Linked DNA regions of Homo sapiens: regions 2 and 3 are each linked to region 1. The links are chromatin loops, found by intact Hi-C in ENCODE. Cell type or tissue: B cell. All regions are shown on one strand. Each heading gives the region's core, and the rest is flanking DNA. Links, peaks and the distances in the headings are about the cores only.

Region 1 (7,774 bases), core at 1,199-6,198:
TGCTGAGACCTAAAATATAATGATGAACAAAACATGTATGGTCCTGCCTTCACAATGCCAATAATCTAGTGACTAGAGACAGACACTTAACATCATCACAAATAAAGAGAAAATTACAATGGACATAAATGAACGATTAAAATAAGAATGGGGGCCAGGTGCAGTGGCTCAAGCCTGTAATCCCAGCACTTTGGGAGGCCGAGGCAGGTGGATCACGAGGTCAGGAGTTCAAGACCAGCCTGGCCAAGATGGTGAAACTCTGTCTCTACTAAAAATACAATAATTAGCCGGGTGTGGTGGCGGGCACCTGTAATCCCAGCTACTCGGGAGGGTGAGGCAGAGAATCGCTTGAACCCAGAAGGTGGAGGTTGCAGTGAGCCAAGATCGGGCCACCGCAGTCCAGCCTGGGTGACAGAGCAAGACTCTGTCTCAAAAAAAAAAAAAAAGAAAAGAAAAGAAAAAAAAGAATGGGAAAGATATTATGTTTTGGGTTAGGTTGGTGGCAGAGGAGAGGGAAATTACTGAGGAGAATTAAGATTTATTTATAAGAACCTAGTGATCTTGAAAAAAAAAAGACTTTTTAAAAGAAAATACAGGAGTTATGGCTGGATTAAATGGTGTTGAGGAGAATTTTATGACAAATGTGAGTTCCAAATTTCTGGCTTAAGACATTGGGCGGATAAAATTGCTGTTGTATGAATTGATGTAATAGGCTGAATAATGGTCCTCCGAGGAAATTCATGTCTTAATCCCTGGGACCTGTAAATATTCTCTTATTTGGAAAAAAAAATAGTCTTTGTAGATGTAATTGAGGATCTTGAGATGGGGAGATGATCTTGGATTATCTAGGTGGAACCTAAATGCAGTCGCTTGTATCCTTATAAAAAAGAGGCAGAAGGAGATTAAAACACACACACACACACAGAGGAGAAGGCTATGTAAAGACAGGGCAGAAAGAGAATTGAAGATGCTGGCCTCCAAGATTGGAGTGATGCTACCACAAGCCAAGTGTGACAATTAATTTTATGTGTCAACTTGACTGGGCCATGGAGTGCCCAGACATTTGACCAAACATTATTTTTAATGTGACTGTGAAGGTGTTTCTGGTTGAGATTAACATTTAAATGAACAGACTGAGTAAAGTATATTATCCTCGCCAAAGTGGGCTGGCCTCATTCAATCAATTGAAGATTGGAGTTGAAGAAAAAGGCCAAGTAAGAGGGAATTTCTCTTACGTGACTGCATGAGCTGGAGCATTGGTCTTCTCTAGAGAGACAGTTTGATCCTATTGGTTCTGTTTCTTGGGAGAATCCTGACTAATACAGCAAAGAATGCCAGCAGCTAACAGGAGCAGTAAGAGACAAGGAACACATTCACCCCTAAGGCTCCAGAGGGAGTACAGCCCTGCCAACACCTTGATTTCAACCCAGAGGAATTGATTTTAGATTTCTGGCCTCCAGGACTATGAGAAAATAAATGTGTGCTGGGTTAAGTCAGCTCATTTTTAGTAATTTATTACAGAAGCCATAGGAAATTAATACAATAGGAACTATTATACAAGACGAGTCTAAGTGTGGGGGGGTGGTGTATCAAGATTCCATCTGGGGACAGGCATGGTGGCTCACGCCTGTAATCCCAGCACTTTGGGAGGCCGAGGCAGGTGGATTACCTGAGGTGAGGAGTTCAAGACCTGCCTGGCCAACATGGCAAAACCTCATCTCTACCTAAAAATACAAAAATTAGCTGGGTGTGGTGGTGTGCACCTGTAATCCCTGCTACTCATGAGGCTAAGGCAGGAGAATCGCTTGAACCCAGGAGGTGGAGGTTGCAGTAAGCCAAGATCGTGCCACCACACTCCAGCCTGGGTGACAGAGTGAGACTCTGTCTCAAAAAAATAATAATAAATTAAAATAAATTTTTTAGGCCGGACGTGGTGGCTCACGCCTGTAAACCCAGCACTTTGGGAAGCCAAGGCGGGTGGATCACAAGGTCAGGGATAGAGACCATCCTGGCCAACATGGTGAAACCCCGTCTCTACTAAAAGTACAAAAAAAATTAGCCAGGCGTGGTAGCGGGTGCCTGTAGTCCCAGCTACTCGGGAGGCTGAGGCAGAAGAATGGCGTGAACCCGGGAGGCGGAGCTTGCAGTGAGCCGAGATCGCGCCACTGCACTCCAGCCTGGGCGACAAAGCGAGACTCCGTCTCAAAAAATAAATTAATTAATTAATTAACTTTTTAAAGTTCCATTTGGAACATGAAATCTGAGATGTCTAGCACACGCCTCTGGAAAGGAAGGCCGAATAGGGATTTGGATATGCAGGTATGAGACTGACAGAATGGTCTGAGCACAGGCTTGAAGTTCCAAAGTCCCAGGGACTGAAAAGCTGTGGGAAGTGAAGTAAGAAAGAAAGACAGCCAAGCACGTGTCCTGAGGAACTCTCAACATTGGGAGATCAGGTGGAAAGGTAGCCTGAGAAAGAAACTAGGAGAACATGGGGTCTTGGAGGCCAAGGGAGGTGAGTCGTTTTGAATGACAGGGTGATCATCCCTGGAACAGAATCCAATCTGGAGTACATTTTATGAAAACGATGAGGAGGAAGCAGAAACAGCCTGTGTGGGTGACTTATTCTTGAAGTTTGGCTTGGAAAGTGCATAAAGAAAGCAGATAGTTGCTATGAATATTGGATCCAGGAAAGCTTTTTTTAATTCTTATTTTCATATGGCAGAGTTTAGGGCAATTCCATATGATTTGGAAAATGACCCAAAAACAGAAATGGTTGGAAATGCAGGTGAGAGTGGGGCTACCTGCTGAAGCCTGAGAAGGCAGAAACAGAGGATTCAGAGAGCAGGTCTCAATCCTGGCTGTAGTTTAGGATCCCCTGGGGACATTTTTTAAAAATCCCCACACCCAGCCTAAACCCAAGACAAATAACATCAGACTTTTTTTTTTTTCTTGGAGACAGAGTCTTGCTCTGTCGCCCAGGCTGGAGTTCAGTGGTATGATCTCGGCTCACTGCAAGCTCCGCCTCCCAGGTTCACGCCATTCTCCTGCCTCAGCCTCCCGAGTAGCTGGGACTACAGGTGCCCGCCACCACACCCAGCTAATTCTTTTTTTTGTATTTGTGGTAGAGACGGAGTTTCACCGTGTTAGCCAGGATGGTCTCGATCTCCTGACCTCGTGATCCGCCTGCCTCGGCCTCCCAAAGTGCTGGGATTACAGACGTGAGACATCAGACTTTTTGCTTTGGAACCCAGGCATCAATCATTGTCAAATCTCCCCAGGTGATCCCAATGAGTGGTTCCGGGGATTCAGAGCACACTTGGAAGGTGTGGCAGGGCATCCAGGTGCATGTGCTGGCACATGGAGAGGTAGGTTTGAAGGTTTGGTGGGTGTAAATTAAGGAATTCCTAACTTCAGCTTTCTATTTCCAAAATTCAAGGCAAGGTCATATACTAAGCATGTGCTGAACATGTATGGAAGAAGGGGGAGGCTAAGGGGTGAAGAAACGTAAAGATGACACAGTTCATCCTGAGAGTGGAAAAGGGAAGATGCCCCATCTGGAGAACTATGGCAAGAATGCCGGGCAGACTGGGAGTTTATAGCCATGCCATCCGGCCATTCATTCCCCTGACAGTTGTCAGACAGATACCAAACTAGGGGATGGGGCTCAAACATAAGAAAGACATTGTCCCTGACCTCACAGATTTCGCAGTTCAATGGAGGAGGGACACATATTAACAAACAGAAGATTCAGGTGCTACAATTGAGTCACACAAGAGAAATTGGGAACTCTAACCCTTGGGGAGACAGAAGCCATCTCCTCGGCACATAGGATGCTCCTGAGACGTGCTCCTTAATCTCCAAGCACCTTACTGTTGTGGGAAAACAAAGGGAGATACAGCTCAGTCCATATCCTCCAGGGATCGCTAACGCAGCCCCAAAACAGTTATGACACATCAGCAGCACCGTGCCACATGGGGCCTCCAAGCAGGAGAAAGTCTGGAAGGGCGGCAAGACTGAGGTCAACACGAATTTTCAGGTGGTAATCTTCAAGTGACATTCAGAAAGTGGTCACTAGGTGGCAGGGTTAACATTTGCAAAATAACTCCTGCCACTGCCTACCGTGTAGGAATGAACCTGACAACACTCCATGCCAAAAACCCAAGCTTCCAGGCCTGCCTGCAGTTTGCTGTGCCGAGGTAGCCAGCAAGAAGAGTAATCAGTCAATGATGATTTCAGGTGGCTGTTTAATCTGAACTCACTAGCCCGTGTTTTTTTGGTTTCATTTCTCTCCAGTTCATATGTGCCTCTTGAGCACTTGAAATGTAGACTGAGAAACTGAATATTGAATTTTATTTCATTTTAACTTGTTTAAACATTAAACATTATTACTCGATTCAGTGGTTGAAAAACTCTTAAGTGTGCCTGGAACAACTTGGTTATGTCAATCTAGTTTTTTGGCTATGAATTTTATGAAATCTAAATACGGATCAAATATTTCCAATGAAAATATAGGGCCAAAATTGAGATGTGCTGGAAATGTAAAACAAGCCCTGGATTTTGAAGACATAGTATAAAGTTAGAAGGTGAACATCTCATTAATATTTCACATCAGTTACATTGATTTTATATGATTGCAATAATATTTTGATATATTGAGTTAAATAAAATATATTCCTGAAATTAATTAATTTTTCACTTTGGGGCAGGGAGGACTGCCATGTCATTTATTAAGAGAAAGCAAAATGAAGCAAGGAGCTGCTCTGGGAACACACAGGGTGATGGCACAAGAACACAATAGCTAGTGTGTCCCACAGTCCCGGAGGCCCCTGCCCGCTTCCTCCACCAGGGCCTGCCCAGGGTCTCAGGGTGGCCTCCCTACCCTGCTTCCCTCCAGACCCCTTCCATCCCCTTGGAAGGGCATCCTCCCTCCTTACAGGGCCAGGTATTTTTCTCTGGATTTAACCAGACAACGACATTTTATTTTCTGTTCATCTCCTCCAACCACCCAACTCCCACCTCCTCCCACTTCTCTTCCCTGCCTCCCTTTTGACTGAAGAATCCCTGCTCCCTTGGTCTTCCAGTGAGGCCGCAGTGACTAAAGGGGACCCCTTCCCATCCACTCATCCCCACCCTGGTCCAGTTTCCCAGACCCCGATGCAGTTGGTTGTAAATTCTTCCAGGAGCTGTTTTCTGTCTCCTTTTTGGGAATTTTTTTAAAGTAAAAAACTTAAAACAGAAGTTTAAAAAGCAAAATGTGGAAGAAGAAAGCAATGACAGATTTGTTTCGTGGTTTTTTTTTTCTTTCTAAGGTGGGCTACTAGAAAACTTACAGTTGCATATGTGGCTCCCATTTCTACTGGGCAGTGCTGCTCAGAAGGATGTGCAGGGTTCGCCCAGGCAAGGAGACCCATGTTTAAGGAGATGACAGAGGCTGGGAGAGCACTGCCTAAGAGAAAGCCTAGGGGACGAGGCTGGGATGGGGTCACAGAGCATCGGGCTGGCACTCTCCCACCTCGCTCTGCCCTTGACTCCGACTATGACTAAATGGACATTTTTCATGGGCAAGGAAGGAGACAGGATTAAAAGTTTTCTTCAAAGCATTGGGCAAAACTGGTTGTTTTGGTGGGTTTTTTTTCCCTTCTTCGGGCTTCCCTGATGCCTTCTTTCTCTTGTTTGATCTCTGGGGCCAGACTCCCTAGGTTCAAGCCCCAACCCATCCATACAGTGAATGACCTTGGGCAATTTACTTAGCTTCCTTGTGTTTCTTTGCCTAGAAAAGACTACTCAGAGTCTAGGCATAGGATTACATTAGTTTGCATCTCTAAAATACTTAGAACAGTACCTGGCAATAGTAAGCACTATGTGCTAGATACTCATTTCTCAGACAAGAGGGGGATAAAAGGTAAATTTTAATGAGCTTTCTTATGAAAATGGTAAATGCTTCATATTCTATTAATTTAAAAAACATCAGCAACCTTCCAAATTCAATTCTGCTGATGAAAGTATATGTATTTTTTTTTAAAAGATGACAATCCAAAAAAAAAAAAGGTGCATCTATTTGGGAAGTGTGGGCCATGGCCAGGCTATTTTCTTGTTAGAATTCTGGATTGGGAGCAGGCCATCTCCTGCCCTGGAAAACAACCAGCTCTTCAAGAATCCAGCTCCACTGCACCCACACAGAGCTTGAGGCCTGGGGATAGCAGGTGCCTTAACCGCTTGTCATAGGTCTGAATTGCAATGGAGCTCAGTCATTTCCCGTATCAGCACACCATTTTGACTTCACATTTTGACCTCTCCAGAAACTAGCAAACCGCAGTGCCCCACCCAGCTGTACAGGTTTCTCTGAAAAACCACAGCCTAGGCTATCTCCAAATCAATTCTGAGAGTAGTTTTGTCATGACTGACTCACTTGAAGCAAACATTTTTTGTCATTTGTTCAGTTTCTTTATTGACTCTTGACTATTTAATGTGCATGTTTCAAAGTTACAAGTCAGCCTCGCTTTATACAGCCAAGATATGTGTAGTTAAATTTTTAAAAATCAAGTCATCAAAAAACTTGCACCACGTTTGTTACAGTTGAAAGAAATTCTACAAGGAACTCTAGTCTGTGAGCACAGTCACAAATAATATGAGTCCTTTGATAAATTAATGTTTATCAGTTCTACAAATTAAAAGTGTTATGGTAGATTTGTTTAAAGCAAATTAAACTATATTTAGAAGGTGGGAACAGAAATTTTACAATTTCCTCTTTTTACTTCTTTTTTTGTTTGTTTGTTCATTAATTATAGACTGCAACAGGAACTACAGTAGTTATGTTCCAACGAGAAAAACTATGCTAGAATTTGAAACTAGAATGTTAGAATATCACCATACTTGGCCATTGCTGATGGCATCTCTCTGTAAGGACTTTTTCGCTACCTTGATGTCTGTTTATGGCTGGTCTGATCATGGTATATGCTTATTCTGCCATATAAACTGGATTTTTTCTCTGGTTGAAAACCCAAGACACACCAGTTCTTAGCTTCTTATTTTCTTCTCCATAGGCTCCATATCTTGCATCTCATTTGGGGAAAAAGTCAAAAAGCTAGATTTGCCCTACCTCAGAGGTGAACTGCCTACCACATTGGCCAATGTCAGGGCTGTGGGGCATGTCACATCTCAGGGGGCTGGAGCCCACCACTCCCTGACTTACCTCCTACAAACACATCCCACGGTGCCTCAGCTGGACACTAGGTCCCAGACCCTGAACTGGAAGAAGCTCAGAGCCGGGATCTCAGGCAGGTTTCCTCTTTGATGGTGCTGGCTGCTGAGATGATCAGGCATCTGAGCAACCCCAAGGACTCAGATGAGTGGGCCCCAACGAGACACTGAGGGAAGAAAACAAATGGGTGCTACCTGGGCCTTCCACAGACCAAGAAAGATGATGATCCCACAGAAACAAAGTTCTGGTGAATGAGGAACAAATGGGAAGGTATGACAATGAAAAGCCACAGCTTAAAGTGAGGTTCAACAATAAAAACGAATATAAAAATCTGAGGGGATGAAAGCTTAAAGAGGCCCAATTAAAGCAAGAACTGAATGCTGACCAAACTGGCCTTACAGGAAAAAGACTTTCAGAAAGAAAATGCAATCGAAGTGAAATGAACGACAGGCAAAGAAACAAATGCAACCTATAAAAATCAAAGAAAAATAATGAAGATGTGTTTTCCTGAGCACGGAGGTCACAGGGATTGAGCAAGGTTTTGACCAACTCCCCATCAATCTCCACATA
Region 2 (7,774 bases), core at 1,392-6,391, 52 kb after region 1:
CATATTGCTAAATGTTTGTACACTGCTATTTTTTAGTTTTTCAGTTTTAGAAATTACCTGTTGATTTTCTACTATGAAAGATGATAATTAAGCTCTTATACAACCACCTTCTACCTTGCAACCAAATATATTTCCCCTTTTCTATTCTTCCCAATATAGCGAAAGCAAAATTTTTGGTTAGAAAAACGGCCGGTATTTTATCTTATATTATAAATATTGTTCACAGCTGGGCCATATGAAACATAATTCTGTTCCTTTCTTGTATAACTTTTTTTCCCCCCAGAGTTAATACATGGCTTTTCGTTTGCTTGTTTTTCTACATTTCTATCATCAAAAATCCTTTTAATATGATGTGACTCATCAGGCCCAATTGAGTAAAGAAATGCTGTGGCATTGCAAAGGAGGCACACCCAGAGAGCTGCCTGGCAAGAAACAGCCCTGCCAGAAACACATACCTCTTGCTAGTGTCTGCAAGCAGCACAAAAAGATACTGATCAGTGCTTCCCAGGCTACAAAAGTATATAAGCTAGTTCGTTTTTCAGTGAGTAAAACAAAGCCCTTTTATTTCTAGGCTTATTCGGAACCTTTAAAGGTAACAGTAATTTTAGAATATCTGGCATTTTAAAAATAGCAACTGTTTGTTTTTTGATAACGTAAAGGACATTTTAAATGTAGATTTAATGTTAAAAACCACCTGAAGATCCAGTTCCTCAATCCAACTCAACTGAAATCAAGTGAAGAGGCTTAAAAAACAGCAAAGGGCTTTTCCTGACATTCACACATGATAAAAAACAATCTGAATCCTTCCACAATGTAAATATGTAAATCCTTTTACTATGGAAGTTGATGCTATTATGAATATGGATTTTAATGTATACATATATGTGAACCATAACATAAAATTTCTCACAGAAAAATAGATCTTCTTCATATATAAGCATTTAATTAAGGGGTAACTTTTCCCCAACATAGGTATACACCAAACTTAAAAAGAATACTGATTTTACTAACCTTTCGAGACTTTCTTTCTTCTTGGATTTCTTGCTCCGCCTCACCATCCGGCTCTTATAGCTGTTTCTCCTGGCTGGTCCAGTTTTGATTGATGTGTTTTCAAATGGGGTAGTAGTGATTGACACCTTATTCCCACTCTAAAGAAAAGATGAGGTGGCATTAAAGGGAAATGCTGTGATGAAGCAAGATCAGAACAGAGATGAGAGATTCATAGACAAATACAAATAGAAAGGAACATACATATAAAAGGCCTTCTGTTTCTAAATAACCCTTCAATCAAAGAAGTCCTGCCAGAATACAAACTGGGTGGAAGGCAAAATATGAAGTTTCTTTACGAGGGTGAGTTCTGGAGTCCACAGATCTGAGTTCAAATCCAAGCACTGTGCCCTTACCAGGCTGCTACCCTCCCTACCCTCAACTTCCTGTACCAATTAACAATATAATCCTACCTATCTCCTGGGGCTCATTTGAGGATCACATGAGAGCAAGTCTGTAAAGCCTTTTGCACCCAGTGCAACACAAGGAAAGAACACTATAAATAAGATAACTACTTCTTCCACAGGTATTAAGTATTAATGTTCCCAGTGGCTGGCTGCTCTTGGTTGATTTTTCTTTTTTCTCCTTTTTGTGTTTTTCCTTTGGCCTAAAAATTGTAGAGTAACAAAACCGAATGAGACTTTTATTTTTAATTATTTTAAAAGGCTCCTTTTCTATCACCATAAAACCTATCAGTTTGCAGAGCTGGAACATTTATGCCAGCCAGTAGGAAACCTCTTTTTAACCAGGTCATACAGGGTAAGGTAATTTCTGTGAGTTTCGGTGTCCTTTCTCTCAATCCTGGGAAGGGGCTTGCTGGGCAGCCTCTAGGGATGGAACTGAGCGTGGAGTCAGCAGTCAGGCCGAGGGGGGCCCAGGGCAGGTGGGTAGTCCCTGGCATCAATTACCCTTCCTGAATTTCATAATAACCAGGGGAGAAACCTGTCCTTTCAAGGTCACAGATGGCCCCGATTACCATGAAAGTACAAGAGGTACAAGGAAAAGGATCTTTTTAAAGGCCCATGCCTGGAAGATACCTAGAGCTCAGCTCAACATGGTACCAAGTGAAGGGGAGTTGGGGGGAGTTAGGTATGGTGGCAGCAGAGGACTGAAAAGACAGGGAATGACTGTCTTAAAGATAGCATCTACCTTCCCCCTTGATTTGGGAAGTAATCCATGCTACAGTAAGAAGATAATAGGAAAGTATTAAAAAAAAATTAAGAAGCTTACCACCCAACCACTAGTCATATTTCAGTATATTTCCTGCTGGTTTTTTCTCACGCATGTGTAAATAGGCACATATGTACACATGCTTTATAACTAATTTAAATCTCAGTTTATTTACAGCTTTATGTTGCTTTTTCATTGCACATTATATAATTTGGAAAAATTTTCCCTTTATCATTAAATAATCTTTAAAAACATGATTTTTACTGGCTGAGCAATATATCCGATCAGATGGGTGAATCAAAATTATGTAATATTTCCTTACTGCTATTGTTCTCTTTTTTTGTTGTTTTTTGAGACACAGTTTCACTCTTGTTGCCCAGGCTGGAGTGCAATGGCACGATCTCGGCTCACTGCAACCTCTACCTCCCAGGTTCAAGTGATTCTCCTGCCTCAGCCTCCCAGGTAGCTGGGATTACAGGCATGTGCAACCAGGCCTGGCTAATTTTGTATTTTTAGTAAAGATAGGGTTTCTCCATGTTGGTCAGGCTGGTCTTGAACTCCTGACCTCAGGCGATCTGCCTGCGTTGGCCTCCCAAAGTACTGGGATTACAGGCATGAGCTACCGTGCCCAGCTGATTATTTTCTGTGTTTAAATTCTTACACAGTTTGATGTTGTCCCTTATTTAGTTTGGTTATTTGTATTTCTTTAAGAAATGATTTATTCAGTCTTACATCCAGTTTAATATTGGAAGGTCTTAGTATTTTATTATTAGTTTTAGAGTTCTTTAATTTTTTTTAATTAAAAAAAATTTTTTTGAGATGGGGTCTTCCTCTATTGCCCAGGTTGGAGTGCAGTGGTGTGATCACAGCTCACCACAGCCTCGAACTCCTGGGCTCAAGCAATCCTCCTGCCTCACCCTCTGAGTAGCTGGGATTACGGGAGCACACAACCACGGCTGACTTAGAATTCTGTGTGTGTTTAAGACAATATACTTTCATACCTAATGTCATATTTGCAGGAAATATTTTAGGGAAAGGGGGCTTTAACTTCAACAAGAGAAAAAAGTTTATTTTGTTTTCTATCGCAAAATAATAAACATTCTTCATGCAAGCCCCAAAACATTAAAAATAAACCTTTATCTGATAGTAGAGATGGCATTCTAGTTGTTCTTTAATGAGAAAAATCATTTTGTAAGTATGTAAGGTCTACCACTGAAGGTTTTTTGGAGTGGGGTCTTCTCTTCACAAATTGAGGCCATGCTGAAATTTTAGTATTTCCTGTGGTGAAGGAAAGGGGCAACAAGCATGGCGAGTTCCTGTGTCACTGATGTTCCTTCAGTCCTCTTCCATATGCAGAGAGTGGACGTGCAGAACCATAATGACCGCTGGGGCTATACTACCATGTGTGCCACTAGAGCTGGAATCCAGTTCCACTCTTTTCTAATACAATTCAGGATTGACTTTTTAAAAGCATAGATTTATTTTTAAACCATTTTCATATATATTCTCTAAATTTATTTTCACAAACAAGTCGTAAGCGTTGTTTGTTTCACCCTCATGGCCTAGAAGAGTTTGTTATCCTTCCTTTACAGGTAAAGAAAACGGATTCTGAGACAACAGACAACAAGGTTCTTGTTTCCGAGGTCACTGAGAGTCCAGTGGAAAAGCCCATGCTGGCTCTCTTGCTGCTCACCCCCAAAGCTCCTCCTACCAAACCCCGCTCCCTGTGGGCAGGGAATGCCCCCCAGTCCTCTCCATCTCTCCTGAGCCTGGCACAGTGCATAGCTGGTACTTAATGAGTGGCGGTAAGGGAAACAGGCACTTGATTGACACGTGGCATGGTAAAAGTATAAGACTGTCAAGATAAAATGAAGGAGCCATAAACATATAAAATTGTATGAGACACATATAAATCCTCAACATACTTATCATCAGAAAACAGTGAAGACCAGGGCTTAAATGACAGCACATCACTAGACTCAGTACAAATGCTCCTACCCCTATAAAGACCAAGCCCAGTTCTGTTTCTTGTCTCCACAAGTGGCTGTTCCAGAGGAAAATTCATTTAACTTACAGGCATACGCCAAAGACAACTTCTCTAAGGGGAAATACAGACACAAAGGATGCAGAGTACAATAATTAGGTTGGAAGCATTAATGGTTACAAAAATGGTAAATGATTGGAAAAATGATAGGTGAGATTTGTGAAGCCTGCCACCTGGTGGATCCATCCAGCTACAGCGAGTGCTACCTGAACTGCTCAAGGTGGCTTACTAGGTCGATTTACCCACAATTAACTTCTCTTGATTAATGACTGACCTTGTATAGAAGAATTTCTGTAGCACTTGTTTAAAAAAATAACAAAAATGCAGCTGGCAGACTGTTAAATGTTCAATTAATTCACTTTTACTTTAAACTATTTTCATGACTGGTGCACAGTGTGAAGAAAATTATTTCAAGTTGCCGGAATTGAATACAATAGCAGAAGTCAGGCTGTCCAATTTCTTCTCTGGGTCTGGCTCTAAGTTAACTTATCAGTTTGGCCCTGGGTAACTCACCGAACGACTGCTTTTGCATTTCCTTCTCTGGAAAGCACAGATGGGAGATGGGCCCATTGCATCCCTGCGGCCTCAACCCCTTCACTACCCAATCTTGGCCATCTTGCACACTGTATCCTCACATTAACCCAGGCTTCAGCCTGCTGGTTCACTTGTATACCTCATAAACCTTGAGATCTCCTGTCCTCATGTTTACACACCTCATCATTTGGCCTAGACTATCCCGCACCCCTGACTATATACTGAATTGCCACTCATCCATCAAAGCCTTGCACAGATAACCCTCAATTCTTTGACGCCATTCCTGTCCACCCTGGAGAAAAGTCATCCCTCTTTTGGAACTTCTGCCGTGTTTATAGTCTGTTACTTAAGTTGAACACTTTGATTTTAGCCTGGTATGGCCACTGTTTCCCCCTGTGAACAGCAGACTTTAAGTTACTGGCAGCTGGAGAGTATGTACAGCACACATGTAGAGCAGTGTGCTGTGGTAGTGGAAAAAGTGCAGGCTCCGGAGCTACATCGCCTGGGTGCAAATCATCTTATACTCCTTTCCAGCAGATAAGCTTAGATTGCTTTGTTATCTTCTTCTGCTTTTGTTTTTTTCATCTGTGAAATGGGAACATTTATATTTATAGCACCCACCTCAGAAGGTAACTGTTTGGATTACATGCGTTTATTCCCGTAAAACCATTGACAAGAGTGTGGCAGGCATCAAGAGCGCTTGCCCCATTAACTATTATCCTTACGTGTCTTTTTTTTTTTTTTTTTCTTGAGACGGAATCTCACTCTGTCGCCCAGGCTGGAGTGCAGTGGCGCTATCTTGGCCCACTGCAACCTCCGCCTCCCGGGTTCAAGAAATTCTCTGTCTCAGCCTCCTGAGTAGCTGGGATTACAGGCGCCCACCACCACGCCCAGCTAATTTTTGTACTTTTAGTAGAGATGGGGTTTCGCCATCTTGGCCAGGCTGGTCTTGAACTCCTGACCTCGTGATCGCCCCACCTCGGCCTCCCAAAGTGCTGGGATTACGGGTATGAGCCACTGTGCCTGGCCCTTATGTGTCATTTTTGTTTGGCCCTTGCAGTATTTTGCACATCAGCTCTGTGCACATCAGCGGCTTGACAGATATGGGAGGATGGTAATCAAGCTATTTGATGGCCCCCATTTTAGTACACTGAAGCTCCCCAGTGTCCATGGAAAGGAAATTTCTGAAGCAGAGGCTGGTAAAGTTTTACGGCTTCTCCTATGCATTGGGGATTTAAACTAATGCTATACTTAAAAAGCAACTTGGTTGAAAAGAAAGTTTCTTAGATCACAGAAGTTAAGCCTGGCTAATTGGAACAGGTAATGGGACTGGGCCAAGTATCGTCTCCACCTGTAATGCTAGTGGGTGAAGAATGACCTCGGTCTACTTAAAAAGTTGTTTTTAGAAAGACTGATGCTGTCTAAAAGCTTTCCTCATGGCAGGAAAGCTTTGAGGTGAAGCTGAAGGAGGACACTGTCAGGGATTCATATAGCCAGTGGGGAGCTGAACTGGATAACCATCACATTTTATAATTCCATGGATCGAGGATGCTGAGTGACTTTGGACAAGTTTGCCTATGCATGGAAGATAGTGCTCCCATAGCAGGTTCACTTTGAAGTTGTGAAGGTAAACAAGACCAAATATGTGAATCTATGAAACATGGAAAATGCTTACTATATTCATAATCCAAAAGACAAACACTATACAGGTAGTCATGCAGTTCTAAACATACACCTACACCCCTGTCAGGACTTCTCCACCTTTCTCTAAGACTGCCATGACATTCCGTAAAGTCCTTTGCAAGTATAAAACACTGTGTAAACAGCATTCGAGAGTACCATAATACAGCCAACTTCCCTGCTGTTAAACCAATGAAGGCACACAGGAGCCCAGCACTGACACTAGTCACTTAATACTCTGATTTCAAGAGTCACTGGTTAAATTTGGAAGGAAGCTGCATGATTACACAGTTCACTGGGAAGATAATTAAATCCCTTGTATCCTCTTGGTTTCATGACATTGCTTACTCCTCTTGAGTGCTTCCTTTATGAACACAGGCAGGATGTTCTTTGGATTTGTGACAGAGTACACCGTGGCTTCAAAGGGTGCCAATGGCTCTCCACTCCACTGTTTAAGCAGTTTCAGTGACACACATCGACTGCATCCAGAAATGAAGGCTTTGGGTTGTGCAAGGTGCTCCGTAGCCAGATGAGGGCAAGACAATAGAAATGGGATCATCTGAGTCTGCTAAGAGACCTTGCCAGAGTCCTCTAGGGGAAATACACATTCAAATTTCATAGAAGCAGGAAGAGAAGTTTTAAAATACAGAATTCTATTAAAATACTTTACAAAATAAATCACGAAAGTGATCAATTATGTCTCAGCAAAATAAGCAAATGTATACTTCTCAATATATACATTTCAGTGTATTATTTCTTATTCTAATGTTGTGAACAGACATATGATACTATCTAGAGATATGCTGTCGCAGGAGCTGTTCTGCATAAAATACAACGCTGCTATAAAGAATGAAAAAGACAAATCAAATAACTGAACAGAACTATCTGAGAGCTATCTGAGAGGATCAGTGTGTGTCCTTTCTCTCTCTCCATTTACAGTCATGCTTCCTGTGACCTTCTTACTCCATAGGCTATATTCTGCTTACATTTTAAGTAGAAATTGATCCCTGTTTAAGTTAATTTGTATGGTGGGGAGGGAGGCCTAATAATTGCTAGAACTTCTTCTTTCAGTACCACTTATTTTTTATAATTTATAGTACATGTGTATATATTTACAATTTTATCTTTCAAAGGAACTCTAATTCTCAGACTAAACCTTCAGATCAAACCTCACAGTTTAATACAATTTTGTCTTCTAGTATACTAGAATGAAACCTGTTAGAAGTTCCTGAAGGAAGTCACCTTCAGGATAGGTGACTCTCCAAATAGATGTCACTGTGTAAGGTATATAAACAAAGA
Region 3 (7,774 bases), core at 1,392-6,391, 220 kb after region 1:
GATTGGATATACTTCAGTGAGCTGCCAGGTATCTGTAAAGCACCTAAAACTTGAGGTATTGTCTGTTACTTTCAGCTTTACTGGGGAGTGAAGTTCTTTCAGCTTTATTGTGGAGTGAAGCCTGCTGCACATAATGGAGAACACTGGCCCAGTCACTCAAATCACAAAGGCTATTTCGTATGTGCTTCAAAGATATAAGACAGGTAATATTCTGGGTGAGTCTAACACTCATCTATCAACATGGGACCCAGGGGTTATGCCCATCATATAACATGTAAGTATCCAAACAAGGGCAATTTTCGAGGAGAAAGGAAAAAGAACTCTTGGTTCTTTTTTGGCATTTCGTAAATATGAGCCATACCAAAACTACTGAATTTTTTTCAACTTGCTACTCTCCAAGGGAAGCAAATGAAAGAACAAGTGGGAAACAGTGAACAAATGAATAGACCAGAATATGCAAACCAGCCAGCCAGTTTTTCTAATGGCAAAGTATCAGCAGACTGTTTCATGCCTGTAGTCTCTGTAACATCCCTTCTCTCAAACCACTGATACTTCAGAGCAGTTTAGGACAGAATTTCTTCTTTGAGTGTGGTAGCAATTTAAGGTCCTAAATTTCAGAGTCATTATTTTTGAGAAGCTTTCACTCAAATAATTCTGAACCTATTTTTTTAATCCAAAGAATCAGCCTTTCATAGGGAATAACTAAATTCATAACTATTTCTCTAAGAAATAGTCCAATAAATAAAACTATATCTGTTTCCCCAAAGAAATCACATGTACTCTATCTGTCAGATTCCAGGAAACTCTAGAACATATTTACACCTATAAGCTTACAAGTCAAGTAACTTAAGAAAAAGTCTCATAGAGAAACATGACCAGGTAAGTTTATCAACAACTGAGACAAGTAATACAGAATGCTCATATGACTCTTTAAATTTGAATATAAACTAACTTAATACATAGCTTTTTTGTGATGGGGAGACAAGGCTTCTGTCTCCCAGGCTGGAGTGCAGTGGCATGATCGTAGCTCACTACAGCCTCGATCTCCCTGGATCAAGTGATCTTCCCACCTCACCCTCTTTGGTAGCTGGCACCACAGGCATATGCCACCACATCTGATTAATTTTAAAAAATTCTATGTAGAGACGAGGTCTCCCTATGTTTTCCCAGGGTGGTCTTGACCTCCTGGGCTCAAGTAATCCTTCTGCCTCAGCCTCCCAAAGTGTTAGGATTATGGGTGTGAGCCACCACACCCAACCTAGACTATATTTCTGAGGTTTATTATAGTTTCTAGTTCTGTGATCTTGGATAAGTTACTTAACCTCTAAGTACCTTAGTTTCCTATTCTGTAAAATGGGAATAGTAGTACTTACCTCATAGGACTGTTGCTAGGATAGTTAGTATTTTTTAAGTATTTAAAATTTCCAAACAAAATCAATAGTTTCTAAGGCCATATACATTTTTAAAGAGGTCTTTAAAAGAAAACAAGCATGAATAATAGAAATCCATCGATAATTCATAAATTTTATTTTATAAAATTAACTTCTTACCACACTGACTCTTCCATAGATCTGTCAACAGCTGGCAAATTCTAAGTCTCAATCCTCTGTGTCTCCCTGTGAAACCTGTGAGGGCTTGCCGGAGAGCACAGAAATGCCCTAAGGTGGAGATCAAGAATAAAGCTACAAAAGCACATTTCTCAGCTCATTTATTTATGTGTCTGGTCTCTGAATATTCTGCCATTGATTACAAATTTTAAAATTTAAAGAATGAGATGAAATAAAAATCCTTTAAAACAGAGATTTAAGATAGTTTTAAAGTTCCTTTATATTTTTACTAAATAAAACTACCATATTTTATATATTCTAGAAAAATGTTTTATTCTTCTTGGATTGAAAAAAAATTTTGCTTAGTGTGACTGTGTTGTTTATTGAAAATTCTTGGAAACTCCCTGAAGTTTGTCCAAAACTATATTTCTTTCTGTAAGGGAGCTGGTTTCAAAATGTCAGTGGGGAAAAAATTATGCTTCACCATATTCACAGGGCTCTGCTTGTTTGTGGATAGGGGTTTTGATCAAAGCCACAGACCTGCATTCCTGCTGTGCCTCCATTCCTGAATACCACAGACTCTGCCCAGTTTGCTTGAATGAATTCTGAGCTGCCACATGCCTCAGTGAGACAGTGAAAACTTCAACTCATCAATGACTGGGTCAAACCACTCTGAAGACAAGCAGCTCTCCCACGTGCTCAACACTAGGACTATTTCTGAAGCCTTGATGAGAATAACTGACTTCCTGAAGGGAAAGTAAGGAGCCTAAACCTGATTATGAGCAAGGAGGTATAAGGAGGGGCAGGTGCGGTTTGAAAAATGCTTCTGTGAATCCTAGAGAAGAGGCAGGATCCAAGGCCATTTAACAACGTGAAGGTCCTAGAAACTTACCTTTGGAAGCCCCATCTGACATACTACCAAACAAATTAAAACACACCAACATCCCACATTACCTTTTTTTCCTCTAAAATATAAGTATTTTATATTTTCACTTCAAATCTCAGTAATCCTCACACACACTGGGGAATTCTCATGAAGTACAAAGATCTAAAATAGAAATTATTTTCAAATACGTTTTTGTGAGCATTAAATTTAACAATTAATGAAGTTGGTATATTATGTTTACAAATATGTCTTATTTCCCTGAATAAAGCTGTAAGCCACAATCTGATTCTAGAAACGTTAAAATGTGAACCATGTATGTGTTCCTGGGTAAATTATGGTATAAATTTTGATTCTACAGTTTTCCTGTTGTAGTTTTCAACCAAAATATCTCTCATCTTTGTAGACTCAAACTTGTCAAAATTCTGTGAATGTCTCTTCGTGCTTGAGAAACTGGGCATAAGTGGAAAGGCAGTATTGTACAGTGCTTGAGAACATAAATCCTGGAGCCACTGCCCATGTTTTTAACCACAATATCAGTAGTTTCTAGTTCTGTGATCTTGGATAAGTTACTTAACCTCTAAGTACCTTAGTTTCCTATTCTGTAAAATGGGGATAATAGTACTTACCTCATAGGACTGTTGCTAGGATAGTTAGTATTTTTAAAGTATTTAAAACAGTGTCTAATATTCCAGAAATGTTAGTCATGTTACTGTTATTTTATACTAACAGATAAAATAGTTCTGGAAGAATCACTCACTTCCCCCAACAAAGCTGCTTGCCCATTGGAAGCTGTCTTGAAGGAACTGGTTGAACCCCAAATTTCAGGCAGATACACCCATATATCAAGCCCTGGTCCAATATCCTTAATTCTACCTTTTCCTTCCCAAAGTTTTTTCTCTAAAAGAGGAAGAAGGGTAATCCCAATGCTAAGGATAACCCCCTTCAGATTAAAGGTCAGTGACAGAATCAGAGAGATGAAGCACGTTTTCTTTCCCCAGAATAAATACTAGAGTCTCTTCCCTCTAGTGGCTGAAGTATACAATTACAATGCCCCCAGCCAACTGTCATTCTTAAAATCTGTTGTAATGGAAATAATTCAGAGGATGGTAAACTTAAGTGAAAAGTCAGCTTTAGGCCAGTGGAGAGCTAGGCACAAAACAACAAAACATTGAGTTTTTTTTAAAATAAAGCAGTATTAAACATTTGCACAGCGTCATAATTATTAACCTCAGCATCACAAAAAGAGCAACTTTAATTAAACGCAACCACGTTGTAACTATTTCACACTTCCATGTCCTAACTATAGTCAGTGTAATCCTAACTACAGTCAGTGTAATCCACATAATAAATAGCTTTTTGTTTCCCTAAGTTTTTTAATGGATGGGGCTCATTAGTTTATATAATCATCCCTAAAACTAGGACAGCACTAGCACTGTCACTCTGCAGTAAAATATTAATCCTACCAAACCAAATATTTGACATGATCTGTACGGCTTGAAATATTTTCCTTAAACCATTAACTTCTCAGTGGTATAGGGAGACAAAATAAAGAGAAAGAAAAATACCACATTTTTTCAGTACAGTTTTGTTACATAAGGAACATTTTACAAAGGAAACTGGATTTTCTTTAGGAGTATTGAAATTAAACACCATACTTTAGGGACCATTTCTCAGTCTGTTACTAGAGAAGTTTCTCTGAACCTGCAGAGCACCTAAAAAAAAAAGTAGAAAAAAATTACAAAAAAAAGGGTATTATAATTATTTTTGAGCAGTTTATGTCCTAAGCCATTTCAGGCATCCAGGCCTCCAGCTCATCTGAAAACTTCTGATTTTCAAAACACATTGCACATGACTCATCAGCATACTCTATATGCTAGATACTGATGAAGGAGGGTTACACCAAATCAACTGTAAAAGTGTGACTCCTTTTTCGTCTGTAAAGTCACTTAAGAAAGCAAAAACATGTCACCTTCAAGACACAGAAGAGCTTCTGAAAACAAGGCTCTCGTTTCTTTCACATAAACTTTACACATACTTATATACATATTTGACTTAAAAAAAAACCTCAGCTAAAATATGCCCATTAGAAAAACATTTATTCTTTCAGGCTATTAAATATACAAGCATTGAGGAAGATTTGCTCTAGCACATGCAACACCATGAAGAATCTAGTAAGTTTATATAATCTTACACTTCTTTAAGATTTTGAGAGATAAGAGCATACACATGTACATGCATATTTGTTTGAAACAAAATATAGACACGTTTAGCTGGACGTGGTGGCTTATGCCTATAATCCTGGCTTCTCAGGTGGCTGAGGTGGGAGCATTGCTTGAGGCCAGGAGGTCAAGACCAGTCTGACCAACATAGCGAGACCCTATCTCTAAAAAATAAAAAATTAGCCAGGCATGGTGATGTGCACCTGTAGTCCCAGCTACTCAGGAAGTGGGAGGATCAACTGAACCCAGGAGCTTGAGGCTGCAGTGAGCTATGATCGTGTTACTGCCCTCCAGCCTGAGCAACAGAGTGAGACCCTGTCTCAAAATAAATAAATAAATAAATATATATATATATATATAAATTCATACATATATATTTTTAATATATATATGTCTATATGGAAAGACAGAGAGAAAGTACTGGAAAGGAAACAATATGAGCTTTGGATATGTTTTATTTAATGTGGTGGCAATTCATCCAAGGGGTGATGTTCTCCCAGCATTTGGACACACAGGGCTAAAAATAAACAGAGAAAAAGACAGAGTGATATGATGCACATTTACAGATTTTCTTTCTAAAATAAAGAGCAAGTATTTCTCTGTGTAACAACATATGGATCCATACTTTCTATAAAAGTCAAGTCCCGCTTGGGCTCAGTTTCCCTTTCCAGACTCTGCACTTAACACTTCTTCCTTGCCCTTCCCAGCTCTGTGCTCCCCAGGGACCTGCCCTGCACTCTGCTCCCACTGTGACCCTGCCCTCCCCAGCAAGGGATGCCTCGCTACCTCCTCCTCTCTTCCTCATAGACAACTTTTCAAACTTCTACATCCTGGTGAAATGGAATTAGACAGAATTAATCCTCTTTCCTCTGGTCTGTTATTATATTACAGCTGTTTTTGTCTGTTTTCCTTGAGGGAAGGTCATGGGTCACCCATCTTGGTATCCCAGCCTCTACCGTGGGATCATTATTGGCAATCAATATATGTTTACAGGATGAATGAGTAGTTCTACACACTGTGCTGTCTACATGTAGATGACTTGAGTCTTTTTTAGAAGTAGGTGAGATGCAAGGAGTCAATGAAGCTCAGGTTTCCCTTGTTGCTATACCACCTGCTGGAGTTTTCACTACTATGCTAAATACATTGCCATTTTATTTTTTCTAATTCAACGACATAGGAAGCAGCCCCACATATGAAAGTTATTTTTACCTTCTCTGCCTTTGTTTTGATTCCCTTTCCCACCCCATACACCCTTGTTCCACTTACCCCAAAACCTAATCTTTCCTCTAAGCCCAACCTCGTATCTTACCTACTTCAAAGTCTCTTTCAGCTATACAGACACACACAAGCAGGCTACAGGTTAAAGGAAAATAAATAGGTAGGTTATAAAATCATTCCAGGCCTACTGCTCAGATAAGGCAGGCACTAAAAATAAACCTGATTTGGTAACAAAGAAGGGAAAGGCATCAAAAAGGAAAGTTCTTCCGTACCTTTCAAAGATCCAGAACTCCAATTTGCCCAGCAGGAAAATCTAGGGCCCCTCAAGCTGCTGGCATGTTAAGGGCCTTTGTCTTTGATTGAACATTTCTTCCAGCACCTGCATTCTACCTTCTACTCACCTACCTCTCCTGAACCCTCCCCAAAATGGTCCTTTAATTCCATGGTCTGTGCACAGATGGGCAGAGACCTTTCAGCATCTGACATTTCATATCCTCCTAATGAAGGATCAGCATCACTCCACACAGAAGACCACTCTCCTGTGTGAAACTCCTCCTTCATTCCGCTTCTTTGAAATCACCTGGCTGGTCTTCCTCCTAATCTCTGGTCATGCCTCCTCCAGATCCTCAGCATGATATTTCAATCTGCAGTGTCTCAGGAATCTGTCCTGAAGCTACTTCTCACTAGTTGACTTCATCCAGTCCCCTGGCCCTGTACACCACCTACTTTCCTAAAAGTCCCAAATTTACTTCTCCAGACCTAACTTCTCCTTAGAATTCCAGATTCCACATGAGTATCATATAAAGATCTCAAATTCAACACAAACAAAACAAAACTTTTAATTTTCTTCCACGATCCTGCTCCCCGCCCTCTCAAGTCTTCCCCACCTGTGTAAACAGAACCGTGATCTTCTGTTCATCCAGTGGACAATCTAGGACCCATCCTTGTTTTTGCTGTTTCCCTCAATGCCCCCCGCCCCGCCCCCATCCTCCAACTCATCCCTTGGCAAGCCCTACACATTTCCCCCTCAGAACACAGCCTGAATCCATCTACTTCTCTCCAATTTCACTATTTACCCCTGTAGTCCAAGGCAACATTCTCTCTCATTCTAAGTTACTTTTTGAGCTCTATCCACCCTCTACACAGAAACCAGGGAAACTTTAAAGAGGCAAATCAGATTATGTTATTACCCTACTTTACAATATCAAGTGTTTTCCACGTATACCTATGTAACAAACCTGCACATTCTGCACTTATATCCCGGAACTTAAAACAAAAAAATAAAAATATCAAGTGCTTTCTTTCCATCCTGCTTAAAGGAAAGCCCAATCTCCTTACTCCAACTTATGAAGTCTTGTGGACCTGGCCCTGCCTCTCTGCCCACTCATCCACATGTGTGCCCTGTGCCCACACCACTCTTCTTTAGCTTGCTTCTGCCCTGGGTGGCCTCTTTACTTGGGAGGCTTTTGCTTTGGTTTTCTCATGGCTGTTGCCTTCTGGTCATTTAGTTCCAGCTCGCATGCCACTCCTTCAGGAAGAAAGAAGCCATGGACTCCCCTGTTTTACTTCTCTGCAGCTCACTTGTCACTCCTCCAGTGTTTTTCTGGTTTATGTTACATCCTCTTCTCCAAATCCCTGCACCCCACTGGGATATAAGCTCCATGAGAGCAGAGACTTTCTCTATCCTGTCTGTCACCGTATCCCTAAAGCCTAGAACACAGCCTGGCTGGTGGTAGCTTCTCAAAAACACTTGCTGAAATGAAGATTGTGTGAATGAATACAGTGCCTCCTCTGTGTTACCACTAAGCACTGTCAGCCAAAAGATTTTGAGAGGCATGGTCCAGGACTTCTTTCTCTGTCCTCCTCTGTTTGAATTGAACAATATTTCACTCTGTAAACCCCAC

What was found. Hi-C counts contacts between places; a loop is a spot of excess contacts. Peaks named below come from ENCODE experiments on the same cell type or tissue, not always from the same donor. Only the 100,000 strongest peaks of a DNase experiment are listed, where the experiment ranks them.
Region 2: it touches region 1 in a loop (19-fold over the local background); 93 of 110 quality-filtered maps call a loop at or near these places.
Region 3: a loop joins it to region 1, with 24 times the contacts of the local background. A loop is called at or near these places in 48 of 110 quality-filtered maps.

Annotation. Positions count from the first base shown.
Region 1 is chr5:67,205,676-67,213,449 of GRCh38, reverse strand. No RefSeq gene overlaps it. Among named protein-coding and RNA genes, the nearest start is that of CD180, 13 kb to the right of the region's middle. RefSeq lists an enhancer at 6,101-7,300. In B cell, for the core only: CTCF peaks have their summits at 3,848 and 4,051 (motif pointing right); a DNase peak (open chromatin) is centred at 4,089; H3K4me3 peaks cover 633 bases; H3K27ac peaks cover 1,903 bases.
Region 2 is chr5:67,153,830-67,161,603 of GRCh38, reverse strand. It overlaps MAST4 (microtubule associated serine/threonine kinase family member 4), which reads right to left. Exons shown (of 29, transcript NM_001164664.2): 27 at 1,012-1,148. Among named protein-coding and RNA genes, the nearest start is that of CD180, 39 kb to the left of the region's middle. In B cell, for the core only: CTCF peaks have their summits at 4,236 and 4,437 (motif pointing left); a DNase peak (open chromatin) is centred at 4,433.
Region 3 is chr5:66,983,839-66,991,612 of GRCh38, reverse strand. The region is part of intron 4 of MAST4 (microtubule associated serine/threonine kinase family member 4); the gene reads right to left. Among named protein-coding and RNA genes, the nearest start is that of MAST4-AS1, 16 kb to the left of the region's middle. In B cell, for the core only: CTCF peaks have their summits at 3,247 and 3,451 (motif pointing left); a DNase peak (open chromatin) is centred at 3,432.